Regions from separate parts of the Homo sapiens genome. Here region 2 is linked to region 1. A link is a contact called in ENCODE Hi-C or POLR2A ChIA-PET data. All regions are on one chromosome and are shown on one strand. Each heading gives the region's core, a stretch centred on a gene start or an enhancer-like site at or near the end of the contact. The rest is flanking DNA. Distances are from core to core; before and after follow the strand shown.

What was found. Hi-C counts contacts between places; a loop is a spot of excess contacts on that map. ChIA-PET counts read pairs that join two places held with the same protein, here RNA polymerase II (POLR2A). Pooled maps may share reads with other maps.
Region 2: a map of naive thymus-derived CD4-positive, alpha-beta T cell shows a loop between it and region 1 (17-fold over the local background). The contact joins the promoter of LCMT2 here to the promoter of TTBK2 in region 1. A Hi-C loop is called at or near these places in 1 of 168 maps with a recorded cell type or tissue (naive thymus-derived CD4-positive, alpha-beta T cell), 1 of 37 single-sample maps with no recorded cell type and 13 of 50 pooled maps. POLR2A ChIA-PET finds 5 or more read pairs at or near these places in 2 of 52 experiments (K562 and activated naive CD4-positive, alpha-beta T cell).

Annotation. Positions count from the first base shown.
Region 1 is chr15:42,916,833-42,924,204 of GRCh38, forward strand. It overlaps TTBK2 (tau tubulin kinase 2), which reads right to left and starts at 3,946. Exons shown (of 15, transcript NM_173500.4): 1 at 3,606-3,946. RefSeq lists enhancers at 3,264-3,764, 3,765-4,265, 4,468-4,567 and a silencer at 3,538-3,947.
Region 2 is chr15:43,327,489-43,334,860 of GRCh38, forward strand. It overlaps LCMT2 (leucine carboxyl methyltransferase 2), which reads right to left and starts at 3,085. Exons shown (of 1, transcript NM_014793.5): 1 at 1-3,085. The coding sequence starts at 3,001. The coding sequence ends at 941. It overlaps MAPDA (N6-Methyl-AMP deaminase), which reads left to right and starts at 3,184. Exons shown (of 13, transcript NM_001324366.2): 1 at 3,184-3,371; 2 at 4,412-4,512; 3 at 5,823-5,946. RefSeq lists enhancers at 2,993-3,943, 3,176-3,225.

The sequences.
Region 1 (7,372 bases), core at 2,696-5,195:
CAACTACTTTGAAACTGCAGAAAGAAAAAGACAAATATAAAAATATTAATTATAAAACCATTTTGGTAAAAACATATATAATGGCAAATATGTTTTCTAATTCAAACATTTTAAAATGCTGATTCTTGTTTTCAATAAAGATGTTAATTCTCTGTTTAAAAAAATAATGATTCTGAAAACATGGTTAAATCTCGATAGCTTACCAAAGGAAGCTAAGAAGCTACTTAGTAACTTCCACTCTTTAGGAGGCACTATTACATCCCAGATTCTTTTCAAAGGACACTTAAGTTTTTCACATTGGGAAGCTTTACCCTAACTGAAGTGAAAGCAAATTCCTATATACAATAAAAAACAGCTATAAACACTCCAAAACACCAAGGATTATAGAGACAAAGGTTAAAAAAAAAATCACAGGAAAAAAAATCCAAAATGTTCACAAAAGTTTGTAAGTACTATATGTTCACTTAAGCATCAAGAATAAAGTCACATGACATTAATGAAAATATACTAAGAAGGCTATTTAAAAATAACCAACTGAAAAGAAGAAACTATCTAGCAAAATTGACATTCATATTATGTTATAATATAATTTCAATCTGTATTATAAACCTATAATCAAGGATCACCAGACTTTAATGAGGCAGTTTTGAGTAGTAATATGTGTTGTCCTTATGCTCAAAATTTAGTTCTAAAAAACTGAATTTTTTCATATGACCTTAAAGGCTCTTTCACCAAATATGTACGATATTTAACTTGAAAGCTTTCAGTACTTTCGGCATAAAAGGTTCTATCCACTGAAGCCTGGGGAAAAAACTTCCACTACCACACATTGTTTACAATATGCTGGATGACAAAAAAAAAAAAGACTAGGAAATAAAACTAAATAAAATGTATTTAATTTCAAAAATCCATAAATATTGAAGGTATATTGCAATATTACTAATCAAACAGAAATAGCTCCAGCTACATTTTGAGTGTCTCTCAAAAACCTCAATAAGAACAAAAAATGAATACATGACTAGAGTAATTTTGAGTAGCATACCCTCAAATTGAAAACACTGTTTGCTATATATTTGTAAAAGAATATTTCCTATAGGATTTTTTTTTAAGTGTGGAAAGAAGTAAGCTATAGCTATATTTTCCATAATTCTCAAAGACTTTTTATTTTACTGATCAACACAGTCCTTACTAGATCAATAATGATCCTAAACACTTTCCCTTGTCATAGATTTGTATTTATTTATTTATTTATTTATTTCAAGAGATGGGGTCTTGCTCTGTCACCCAGCCTGGAGTGCAGTGGAGCGATCACAGATCACAGCAGCCTCAACCTCCGATCCACCCCCTCAGTCTCCCTAGTAGCTGGAACCACAGGTGTGAGCCACCATGCCCGGCTAAATTTTTGTTTGTTTTTTGTAGAGACAGGATCTCCCTGTGTTACTTAGGCTGGTCTCAAACTCCTGGGCTCAAGCGATCCTCCTGCCTTGGCCTCCCAAAGTGCTGGGATTACAGGCATGAGGTTTTTTTTTTTAAAGCAGCAAACATTTATTATCTCACACAGTTTCTCAGGATTCGAATCTGAAAGTGTCTTAGGTAGGTGGTTCTGGCTCAGAGTCTCTCATGAGTTGCAATCAAGCAGTCATCTGGATATGTTACTTTTTAAAGTTATAAAGCATATAAAAAAGTGGCTGCCCCCCACCAAAGTGAAATTTAAATTCCATGATCACAGCTAACTCGGATCTGTAATATTCATTTACTTTGAAAAACCAATAACTTATCATTGCCACATTTTTAGTGCACTTTTTAGAAGTAAAATACGCTCGAAAATGGTCTAAATTATGCAAACTTCCCTTCTAGTATTACATTTAAAGATACTTGAAGCCCCACATAATTGAGTTCAATTTGCTAAAGCAAATGAGGTCTAACCTCTTGAAGATTTCCTGAAGTATTAAAATAATCAACACTTAAAATCAAAAGAAGATACAACAATCTAAAGTCATATATAATGCAATAGAGAATTTACTAAATTATGTATTAACCATAGTACAAGATAATGAGCAAGATATATTATTCTCAGCCCCCTAACCAATGTACAAATTTGCATCAACTTGATATTATATATTAAATTAATGAAGTTATGGACTTTAATTTCTTCTGTGTCTAAAACTGGAAGAGGGAAGAAAGCATTTCCTAACATTCTATCATAAAAGAAAAATGTTAAGAGAAACTTTCCTTTAAAACCATGCTTCATATGTCCCCTTCGGTGTCTTGATAAAATGTTATCATACAGGAAAACATAAGCTTCTAAATCAAAGATTTCCTTCAATGTTTTCAATTTGCATAGATCACAATATAACACACACATTATTTGAAACATTTTTTGACTTCAGACAAATGCCTCAAGATTAATCATATTAAGCTATATTTGTCATCATTACTGCTTCTTTATTTAAAAAAAAAAAGGAAATAAAGCAAGCAATACATAGCATTCAATTCCCTTGATAAGTTAAAATCATTTCCCCCTTCTATCCCCAAATGAACTTTATTCTATTCCATTTAGCCAAAGGTACACAGCCAACACATCTTTGTGTTATACTGTGGCAAATCAGGGTTTAGATACCAATGCAACTATTATCAATGGCTCAGAACCAAACATTGTTAACAAAACACACTGAGTGGATCCTCCCTCTGCGTGTGTGTCTACATGTGCCCATTCATAACATGACCCTCCTACACACACAGAAACTCAATTTCTACTGAATTACAAAACATCTTCACATTATTAGAAGTGTATAATAAAACTGTCCTCTTTAATGTTCAAAGAAAGAATAATTTCTAAAGCGATGAGAGAGAAGAGTTAATACCAGGATTGCTGCTACCCATCAACTTTAATTCAAAGCAAAGTACAACTCAATGTCATTTTTACCTCTACTGTAGCCTCGACGGATACAAAATTAACTTCGCTGTAGAATAAAGTATCCTGGCATCCCAATGGATTATTTACTTCTCCGATTTGACAGAACATATACGTGAGTCTTTTGTCCCTCCCACAGCATCCCAGGGTGTCAACATCATCTCTGCCACAGCAAATGACGAGCAAATCCCTCAGATCATTACTTCAGCACCCTAAGTACAAGAAAGTCGCGGCCTTCACTGTCGTTACAACACAGCAAACAGATTCAGTAGTCCCATGTTCCTTTCCATGATAGTTGGGGAGGCGGGGTGGGAAATAAGCGCTCAGATTTCCTAGGAATCCTTCGTGTTCGGTGCTGGTACCAGAAGTGGCATGGGTACAAGTGATATGTGGGTCACCCACAGAGAGAGACGCAGAACGAAGCTTCGTGACCCTCCAAGTTCAGTGAAGACACCCAAAGCCTGGGGCAAAACGAGGCGGCAGCCTTCGGGGAAATCGGGCAGAACCAGAACGATCTCCGAGATGGAGAGTGACGGGGTCTGGCACGAGCCCCGGGCTTGCAGCGAACTGAAAGTCCCCGGTACCCCTCCCCTCCTCAGCAGGCTCGGTCACTCGGCGAGGGGTGCGGCCGGAGGAGGGGGTCGAGACTGGGGGAGGGCGGCGCCCTGGGGGGTCGGGGGGTGTGTCCTACCTGGGCCGTGGCGGACGCAGGGGTTTCTGGAGGAGGGCTCTGGTCCAGCTCAGGACCGGGACCGGCGGGGGTTAACCCTCGGCAGGCGGGACCGCCACTGCCTGCCCATCCCCCACCGCCGACTGCGGCGGGACCCGAGCGCGGCTTCCAGGGCCGGCCGGCTGGGTAGTCCCCTGGGGTACCGTCCGCGTTTACTGGCGGCGGCGGCGGCGGCTGCTGCTGCTGTTACTGCTGCTGCCGGCTCCCCCAAGCCGCTGCTCTTGTGCCAGCACCTGCTCCCCCTCCTGCCGCCGCCGCCGCCTCGTCCCCACCGCTCCCATCGCCGCTGCGGCGACTACTGCAGAGCCCGCTGACCCGACCCGACGTTATTCTCCCCCCTCGTAACCCGACACAGCCTAGCCCACCTGCCCTGCCAGCGCGCACGCCCACCTCTCCGCTACAGGTGCTGATTGGAGAGTGCGTTCCGAACTCGCAGCGTCGGTTGGCTAGTCCCATTGCCTATCACGAAGGGGGCGGAGAGTCGGGCAGAAACCGTCTCCGCCCCCCACCGGAGAATTGCCGCTATCTTCAGGTTTGCCTGAGAGGGCGAGTTACCGGGAAAGGAGCATCACAATGGCAGCGCGCATGCGCCTAGGAATTCTGGGCCTCGTAGTTCCAGCCATAGCCGCAACTCCCCGCCTGTCCCGAGGAGAGAAGTAGGGCTTCCGAGACAAGTAGTTTGCGCACATAGGTGTTCTCCTAGCGTGACAGTTAAATTGGTTATAGAGGGATGGTTGGGACCCCATGGTTGGGCTTTTCGGAATAAAATCGGAAATGCTTTGTCACGATACGAAATTACACACTGAGGCAGTCGCGATGAAGGGCCCAAATCGTGAGGCCCTGCAAGCCTTAAGGATCCATCCTCTTCCTCAGCATCAGCGCTGACAGCATCCCGCAAATTGGCGCCGTCCCCAGAACCGCCTAACGTGAAGCTAATCATCTTTGGGGGACTGGGGAAGGGCCTTAGGTGTGACGAGGAAAGGAGATGGGCACTTCCATAAACGAATGTCAACTTGGAGACCGGAGTGTCCTTACGGTTTCACAACCCAAGAACAAGATTTCATTCCCTTTGTGAAACACCACCAGCTAAAGACTCAATGGCCAGCCCCGGTGCACACCAGTATGCGATGCTGAGCAAGTGTATGCGGGAGGTGCTCAAAGACTTTCAAAGAAAAGCGAGGAGGGCGGAGCAAGGACGCTGTGCAGGATGCGTTTCTATTTAGTGTTGTGTCAGTCGCTTTGGCGAAGGAAAACCTTAAGATTAAGCACCTCTCCCATCTTTGCCCACCAGTGTACAGTAGAGAAAACACATGAAAAACGCTAAACAGCTTTCCTAAGGCTATAAACTAATCAGTGGCAAAACCAAAACTCAGGTCTCTCATACGCCCCACATCTAATGTCCTTTCTACTTAAGAATCACAATGATCCCCAGGGTTCTGCCATGAATGGAAAGAATGTAATGAATTATGAACTTCATTTTTACTTTAAATCCTTTTCTTCACTCAAGTGACATTGTCATTAAAGCTGATTAAGAATATAGAAAGGTAAATGACTAATCCTATATTCAATCTTGGAACTGTTCCTATAGAATCTGTTTCTTCTTGCTCAGGAAGTGCCACAGCCTCTTGCCATTCTTTTTAAAAACAGCAGGCATCTCTACTCTCTGTCATGTCCAGATCCTTGGATTGAAAGCAGGACAAAATGTACATTAAAGGCAAGTGATGATGCAGCTCATCTTGTTCTATGCAAACATAAAGATGTTGCCAAATTGTTTTTTATTTCTACTGATTAAAACCACACGTTACTTTTTCTATTACTATGTCTAATAGAGTACTTCATTCATTTCAGAGTATTGACCAATCACATAATTTGAATAAGAAAACATTAGGGTTTCTGTAAATATTTTTCTTTAAAATTAAAGAAGTTTATAGGGGCCAGGCACAGTGGCTAATGCCTGCAATCCCAGCACTTTGAGAGGCTGATGTGGGAGGATCACTTCAGTCCAGGAGTTCAAGACCAAACTGGGCAATGTAAGGAGACATAAGGAGACTCCTTCTGCACACACACACACACACACACAAAATGATCACGGAAGCATGGATTTAAAATTTTTTTTAATTAGCCGGGCATGGTGGCATGCCCCTGTAGTCTCAGCTATTCGGGAGGCTGAGGCAGGAGGATCGGTTGAGCCCAGGAGTTCAAGACCAGCCTGGGCAACATAACAAGACCTTGTCTCTACACACAAAAAATTTTTAGTTAGCCAGCCCTGTCTCTACTAAAAATACAAAAATTAGCCAGGTGTGGTGGCATGCACCTGTAGTCCCAGCCACTTGGGAGGCTGAGGCAGGAGGATTGCTTGAGCCCTGGATGTCAAGGCTGCAGTGAGCTATTATCGCATCACTGCACTCCAGTCTGGGCAACAGAGATACCCTGTCTTTAAAAAAGAAAAAAAAAAAGTTTCTAGGGAAAAAATGTCCAGATTCATTGAAATTAGGCTTAGCAATAAAAGCCTCCCCTTTTCTCCAGTCTTTTCCATTTTAGAATTATTGAGCTGTCCCCAGAGATACTCTTTCAGTCAGGCTAAATGTCAATGTAATATGTTATTCAAGAGCTGGTACTGGAGTTTAGGAATCCCCTTTGAGTTATAGATATAGATAGATCTCAAGTATATATATAAAACTCAAATATATATGCATGTATCTCTTTTAAGAAATAAACTGAGCATAGTGGCTCACACTTGTAATCCCAGCACTTTGGGAGGCCAAGGCAGGAGGATCTGTTGAGCCCTGGAGTTGGAGACCAGCCCTAGCAACATAGTGAGACTCTGTCTCTACAAAAAATATATATTTTTAATTAGCTGGCCCCTGTAGTCCCAGCTACCCAGGAGGCTGAGGTGGGAGGATTGCTTGAGCCCAGGAGGTCGAGGCTGCAGTGAGCTATGATTGCATCACTGCACTCCAGCCTGGGTGACAACGCAAGACTCTGTCTCTAATACATAAATGTGGTAGCCAGACTTCCAGATGGCCCCCAATGATCCCTACCTCACTTACTCTCATTCTTATTTATTCCTTTCCATACTGAATTGGACTGACCTGTGTAACCAATAGGATTTTCCAGAAATTATGGTGTGGGAATATCAAGGCCAGGTTATAACAGACATTGTAGCTTCTGCCTTATGTGTTCTTGGATCACTTATTTAGGGAGAAGCCAGTTGTCTTCTCCTGAAGATACTCTAGCAGTTCCATGCAGTGTTCCCCTGGCAAGGAACTGAAGCATCACATCAATAATCAGCACCAGTTTGCCGTCTATGTTAGTGAGCCATTCTTAGAAATGAATCCTCCAGCCCCAGTCAAGCCTTCAGATGACTGAAAGCCCAGCTGGCTTCTTAACCACCACCTTGTGAGACACTCCAAGCCAGAACTACCCAGCTAAGCCACTTCTAAAATGTGTTACTATATCACAGAAACTATGTGATATAGTAAATATTTACTATTGCTTTAAGCATTAATTTTTGGGATAATTGGTCATGCAGCAAGAGATAACGAATACAGTAAGACTTGGGAAAATAAGAGAGAGGAATAACTCAAGTCTAAGGATGTGTCCCTGGATAAGTCTAAAGGAATCAGACAGACTCTAGGATCAGTCTTACAGCATATTCAAAGATACAATGTCCAAAGTTCAGACATTAAAAAGTCCCCACACAGGACATAAAGCCCCTTTTAACACAG
Region 2 (7,372 bases), core at 1,835-4,334, 410 kb after region 1:
GTCTTCAGGAAAGGATTACACGGCAGGAGCTGTAGCCTTTGACAGAAGAATGCTGCCACTGCCAACTTGCAAACCAACAGGGGAAGAATTGGGAATAAATACCAACTCACTCTCACTCTTCTTTTTGCCCCCATTCCCCTCTGGTGCCTCTGACTGGTGGAACTCAACCAAAAAGTAAAGAGAGCTCCTTGATGCAGCCCATAAAGGTCAGCCTCTTGGAGCACAGAACAGTGAAAGGTGGAGAGTATATCTGGAACAAAACATTATTATACCCCGTGCAAAATGAATTGAGGCATCAAAAGTTTGCTTTATTGACACTTATAAATCTAAATAAATATGGAACCAATAGCAAAACATTTAAAAAGTATGTTGGTAAAGGAAGTCCTACAAGTGTTTCCTGTTGTTAAAACTATCCGAGTTTTCTGTTGCAACAAACAGGACAATGTTTTAATCAAACTGTGACTGTGTTCATTTCAGGTTTCCTACATGAAGAATTGTCAATACTACGCTCCCTCAACTATATTCAACCAAGGATCTGCGTGAAACTTTTTCTAAGGTACCATCTCAAATATATTCAACCACGGAACTGCGTGTAACTTTTTCTAAGGTACCATCTCAAATCACAAGGCCTGGGATTGGGAAATTGTTTTACTTTACTAAAGACCACTGTAACTCAATAAACGAACTTAGATTAGAAAATTAGAGGCAGACCACTACTCCTCTCGGACTGCATGGCCACTGTCTTCAGCTGTTTTCTGTAGTGATTGTTTCTAGGTATTTTACCTATTTTACCAACCTTTTTCACTTTTTGCACTGAATAGTGCTAAGGGAAAAAAAGGATGGGGAAAGGAGGAGTGGCAGTATCTATAGCTAGAGGGTCATCCTATTTGTGGAAAACTTTATTGTCTACTTTAGTGGGTCCTGAATATTAGTCCAGTCCTTACTGCCCAGCACTTAAGGAAGAAAGGTCTAATGTGACTGTATGGGGGTTGAAGTAGGTACCAAAGGAAAAGCAGTTCCCACCACCTCCAAGGAGCAGGAGCTGTTGCTCTTCAGGAAGAAGGATACTAGTATGGTTGTGTAACATTAATGGCCATGGCACATATGTTGTGTCAATCTGATACTCAGAGCTCAATCCTGTAGTCAAATTGATCACAGTCACTCCAGGAAATGAGGAGGAATGAATCCAGATCCCTCCAACCAGTAACAGCTTTCCATTGAGCACATGAGCTGTGTGGGAGTACCTTGGGGTAATGGGAGGCTGGATGTCTACTGACTCCCAGAGGAATCCACAAGAGATTGGTCTCAGAAAGAGCACAGAGTTCAATGGCTCCTCAGAAGCCCCGAGACCTCCAGCAATAAGGGCTCCCCCTTGCCAAGTGCAGGCACTGTGAGAATGCCGGGCTTCAGGTACTTCTCCCTCCACTGGGATCCTGACCCAAGCCATTGTCCCTACATGGAGGAAATGCCAGTCACTTAGTACAGGTTCCACCACGCTTCGACCCCCATACACAAACAAATATTCCTGATTCTGACAGGACACTTCTGTTGTTGAATGCCGCCAACAACACAAAGTGGAATCATCCTTTCGGCCAGCCTTTGTTATTGTCACTTTCAGGTCCTCAGTGTTATTATCCTCACTCTTAAAAAAATGAAGCTGGAGAACCCCCAAGGCTGGACTTACTGGGGACAGTCTCCCTCCCAGAACCAGAACCCGACTCTCTGAGAGTCTTGTCATGGTGTGATAAAGGCGTCCATCCCACTGAACTCCAGTCCCACAACTGCCTATTTGGCTGCCTTTCCATTCAGAGTCACAATCTCTTGAGAGCAAGTGAAACTGGCTCACTCGGCAGTGCCGCCCCTCCTGCTCTCCAAATCCTCCTGCACTGAGAATAACGTCTGGGCTCAAGAAGACAGAGGCGTGGCCATATCTCTTCAGGTTTGGGACCTGGCCCTCGCTACTGACTACGCTGGCAGGGAATACCCCTGAAGGCGAAGCAGGATTTACGCGAGGAAATGCCTCTGAGGATGGAAACACTAGGGTGTGGGAGAGGGTGTCTCCCCTAGAAGCTGCCAGAATGAAATAATGGGCGCACTTCAGATGCCACTCCTCAAATTCGTCAAAGGGTTCAATATTTTCCACCCGCCGGCGTTCTTCTGCGGGAAGAAAGCAGTGATAGAATTCATTCATGTCCACGGCACCGCAGGCGGTCCAGCCAGCTTGAAGGAAGCGGCGCCGCTGCGCCTCCACGTCAGGAAAACGCTCCAGGCCATGCAGGGGGGAGTTTAGCTGCCGAAAATGTTGCAGCATGAACTGGCCAAAGGCGTCTTGAGGCCTCATCTGCTCATAGACCACGAAAAGGGCATTAGGAAAACGCTGGGCTGCCCAGGCGATGAGGGCCGCGGCACTCTCCGGCTCGAGGTAGGTCAGCACCGCCTCGGCCAGGAGCAGAGTGGGTGAGGCTGCGTCGAGCCCCGCGGCGCCCAGGGCCTCCTCCACTCGCTGGAGCTGCCGCAAGTCCAGACCCAGGATGCAGTAGTCTGCGCTCTCAAAGCACAGCGCGGACGCGGGCTCCCCCCTCTCGAAAGGCCCGGTTAACGCGCACAGCTCTGGCGTCTCTCCAATCCTTTCTGCTTTGCGCCGCGCCACGTCCGGAAAATCCACCTCCCAGACTGCAGCCCGGGCCAGGCGGCCCGCGGTTTTTAAGCGAAAATAGAGCGAGTCGAAGCCAGCGCCGAGAGACAAGATCTGCGCGCGAAGCGCGGCCTGGGGCGCGCCAATCTGCTCCAAAAAAGCGCGCACGCAGTGCCTCACGGCGCGTGCGCGGACGTAGTAGCCTCGGTGAATGAGCGGTGCGCGGCGCGCCGCGCCCGGAACCAGCAACGCGGCAAAGGGGTCCTGCACGTACCCGCGCGCGGCCAGGGAACGCTTGCTGAGGGCGCTGCTGTCGTTGGTGTTCTGTACCGCGCCTGCCCGACGCTCACGGCTCCGGGGGCCCATGGCCAGAAGAGACTCAGGAATGGCAGTCTGTCACGGTTGTGAGCCGCCCCTTGGTTAGCACACACCTCACGGACCTCGGTAGGGGGAAAAAAACCACCCATGCTCCTGGACTTCCCCTTCCGCCGGCACTTGTGCGTCACTTCCGGGAAGAGCGCATCTCGCCAACCAGAATTGAGGAGGGTGTAGCCAGTGCTAAGTTCGCTTGCGGCTGACCTTTCTTTGGAATGTCGTGAGTTCCATTTGTCCCAGAATACGGTCCGCTACCGCTGTGACATGAGTGTTAGGGAAGGCGGGTTGTCACGTTTCTACAAGCCTTCCAGTCAAAAGGGAAACCTTGCCTAAGTCCTTGTAGTTGAGAAATCTCTAAGAGGTGAGTCTGTGGGGACTGACGACTTGGCTTCCTTGGACCGCCAAGGAAGGGTCTGGTAGGAGCCAAGAAGGGTCGGCACCACGGACCTTCAGTAGGCAAGGATTAGTTAGCTTCCTTGGGTGCTAATAGTTGCTGATTTATTTAATGCTCTCACAGTTGCAAAAGAGAACCCCATTTAAAACTTGAAAACAAGTCACTAAGGCCAGGGTGCAAACTGAAGAAACCGACCTTTACAAATAATTTATAGACACCTAACAAGAAGACGTTTCCCCACAGATAGTAGACTGTTGATTCCCTTGTATTCCCAGCCCTATGTTAGACTGACGGTGAATAAACCACTCAGCCTCTCTTTCTCATCACACCGCCTTGGAGAATTCTGTGGATTTTAAAGTAGTGTTGAATATGTCCCCAGAAAGGGGAGTCACTGAAGAGAGGTGATTGTTCCCTGTGATATGTTCTGAGCTTTGTTTTTAAGGAGTAAATCCAGGTTAGACTTCAGAATAATCATAAAGTTTCTAAATTGGGTGTCTGGGAGTCATCCATAGGAAACCACTTCCAGAGACATTTAGGAAATTTATCATTTGTTCACTGGGATTTGGTGACTGACTGGCTGAAATAGAAAAGGAAATCAGATAACTTTATGGTTAACTACAGGTGGTACTGCATAATGGTTAAGAGTGTGAGTTTTGGAGTCCAGCAGATTTGGATACTGGAGTCAAGAAAAAGTTTCGTATTTTCCAATGTTTTCTTGTGGAACAAAATGAAATAAGAAAGAAAAGGTTTGGATCAGGATAAAGATTCGGTAATTGAAAAGTGACATTTAGATTTGGTGTTTAAAAGCTCATTAATGGCCTTAGGGAGAGCAGTTTCTGTGGAGCAATAAGGGCAGAATCCATGTTTCAGTGAATAGGAGGTGAGTTAAAGGAGGTATCCAGTCTAAATTATTATACTTTCGAGGAGCTTAACTCAGAAGGAAAAAAGGGTCAGGGCAGTGGCTAAAGAATATTGTGGGATAAAAGAGTCTTTTGTTTTGTTTTCAGGTGGAAGCAAATACTGCACATGCGTGTTGGTCCTGTGAGGGAAACCAGCTAGTGGAGAGGGAGAGGTTGAAGGAACAGAAAAATGAGAAGACAACTCACTGGTAGAGTAACTTGGAATAGATAGAAATGGGATCCTGGGCACGTATTAGTTGTGGGGATAGGAGAATGAATCCTTTATCTGTGACTCCTGATGGGGTAAAAAAAAGATTATGGATAATCATAAGCTCAGGTGTGAGGTAGGGCAGAGAGAAAAAGAAGGAATTTGCACCTGATGGCTTCTGTTTTCTCTGTAAAGTTGGTGACAGAGTTGTCAGTTTAGTGTAAGGCATTCAGATCTGATGGAACATTTGAGCAGTTTGAGAATTGCTTCTGAAGGGATTAGAAGAAGGGCTCACCTATGCCTGCTGGGTCAGTGGATCCTCACCTCTAAAATGAGATTAAGTACTGCTTCGTGAGGTATCTCAGGGTTGATTGAGGGGCAAATAGAAAAAAAAAAAAAGTTGAAGGACTTTGAAAAATACGTAGCACCATAGAAACAAATTTATTTAATGACAGGTTCCTAAAATGTAGGTGTTATGTCAAAAATACTACTTGTTTTGCAAAGACCAGATCAAGAAAAGTAATTAAAGAAGAAAGAGAATGGAGTAAAATTTCTGATTTCGATGCCTTATGATTTAGGCCGGGGGAGGAGGGGCCATTGTTTAAATCTCAGTTTATTCTTATATAAAATGGGGATAATAATATCTCAGGGGTTGTTGTGAGGATTTAAACAAAATAACTATCTAAGACACCACAGTGCCTGGCTCATGGTAAGTGCATAATAAACAGTAACAAATTTTTTTTTATTCTGAGTTCCCTTTTGGGGGAGTAGGTGGGAGCATGAAAAAAGTTCCCTGGGAGACAGGATACTTGCTTCTGGCCCTGCTCTAATATTGATGAAGTATTACTAACGTGGATCTTATCCCAGTGTTTGTTGCCTTCCGTCCCAGAGCAAAACCAGTCCAGAAAAGTTAAATTTGTCATGGCATGCTGTTGTTGGTATCCATGTTTTAGGCAAGGAACAACAATTTTTTTTAATGTGTAAAGATTATGATTGCTTAGTTGCTTTTTAATTTCCATAGGTTAACATTGTAGCCAGTGGGTCAGTAAATTTACTCACAGCTAGTTAAAGGTCAGTCTGGAGGATGGTTTGAATGGGGCACAAATTAAGGTCAGGATCCTGGAGTAAAATTGAAAATCTGGCCGGGCGCAGTGGCTCGCTCCTGTAATCCCAGCTCAGGCTGGTGGATCACTTGAGCCCAGGAGTTTGAGACCAGCCTGGGCAACATGGTGAGACCCCGTCTCTACAAAAAAAATTTTATATAAAATTAGATGGGCATTGTGGTGCATGCCTGTGATCTCTGCTGCTTAGGAGGCTGAAGTGGGAGGATCGCTTGAGTCTGGAAGCTTGAGACTGCAGCAAGCTGTGATCGTGACACTGCACTCCAGCCTGGGCAACAAAGTAAGATCCTGTCTCAAAAGAAAAAAAAAAAAAGGTATGTTTTTCCATTTTAATTAAATCATTTATGTTTTTCGGTAGAGATATTAAATGCCATTGATTAAATAGTCCATCTTTTTCATTTTTTACTATTTATTAAGCACTTACTATGGCATTACTTTGAAATGCCATGTTTATCTCATACTAAGTAGGCCTTTCTATGGATTTCTATGGCTATGTTTAGTCCTATACAAACTACTTTCTTTATTGTACATTTTAATATCTTGGTAACTTATTTAACCCCACTCAGTATCAATTTATTGATTTTCAATACAGTAATATTTCACAAAGTTATTTCAAGGATTAAAGATAACATTATTAAAAGCGCTTGTCACATACCTGTTAGGTTCCAAATACATGGAAACTGTTATTCTTAAACATCATCCTCATTAATACGTGAGAACCCAGAGAGTCAAGGTGGCTAGTTTGAAAATCACTAAATTTCACTTGGAATTTTATCTTCACTTATAAACCACTTTCAGAAGTGAAGGGAAATTATGATTGATTTATCACCTACAGTGTGCTAGGCACTGTGCTAAGTGTTAGAGTGGTGGAATAATTCAAAGGACCTGTCCTCAAGGAACTTACAGTCTGGTGAGAGAGAAAGACAAGTATATCAGTGATTGAGATATCAGTGTGATTAAATGCTGAGTTAAAGGCAGTGACTGGCTCATGTGGGAACATAGATGAGGGGAATTTAAAATACTTTATTAATCGTCACTGCTACTTTGCATTTTTAATCCCATTTTTGTAAATAAAGAAACTGAAGCCATGAAGGTGAGTGACTAAGGCCACACAGCTTCTAACCTGTAGAGCTGGTAAAAGGACAAACCTAGGTCCATCTAATGCCAGCACCTCTGTTCTTCTTTTATATATTTTAAACAATTCAAAATTTAAAATTTTATTTTTGGCCGGGCATGGTGGCTCATGCCTGTAATCCTAGCACTTTGGGAGGCTGAGGCGGGTGGATCACTTGAGGTCAGGAGTTCGAGACCAGCCTGGCCAACATGGTGAGACCCTGTCTCTATTAAAAATACAAAAATTGGCCAGGTGTGGTGGCATGTACCTGTAATCCCAGCTACTTGGGAAGCTGAGGCAGGAGAATCACTTGAACCCAGGAGATAGAGGCTGCAGTGAGCTGAGACCATGCCAGTGTACTCCAGCCTGGGTGACAGAGGGAGACTGTCTCAAAAAAATTATATATATATATATATATATATATATATATTTTATCCAAAGTAGGCCTTATAAAATTTTGAATTTTTGAAGTCGTTGTATAGAAGGTGCCAATAGTTAAGGAATATACTCTACTAAATGTCAGGTTTTAGTACACCTCTTATAAGCTTGAGGTCTTTTCCTGTTTCCAGTTTATGTTGTTTACTAATCGTTTTCCCACCTTAGACACACTTAAGTTAGTTTTAGAG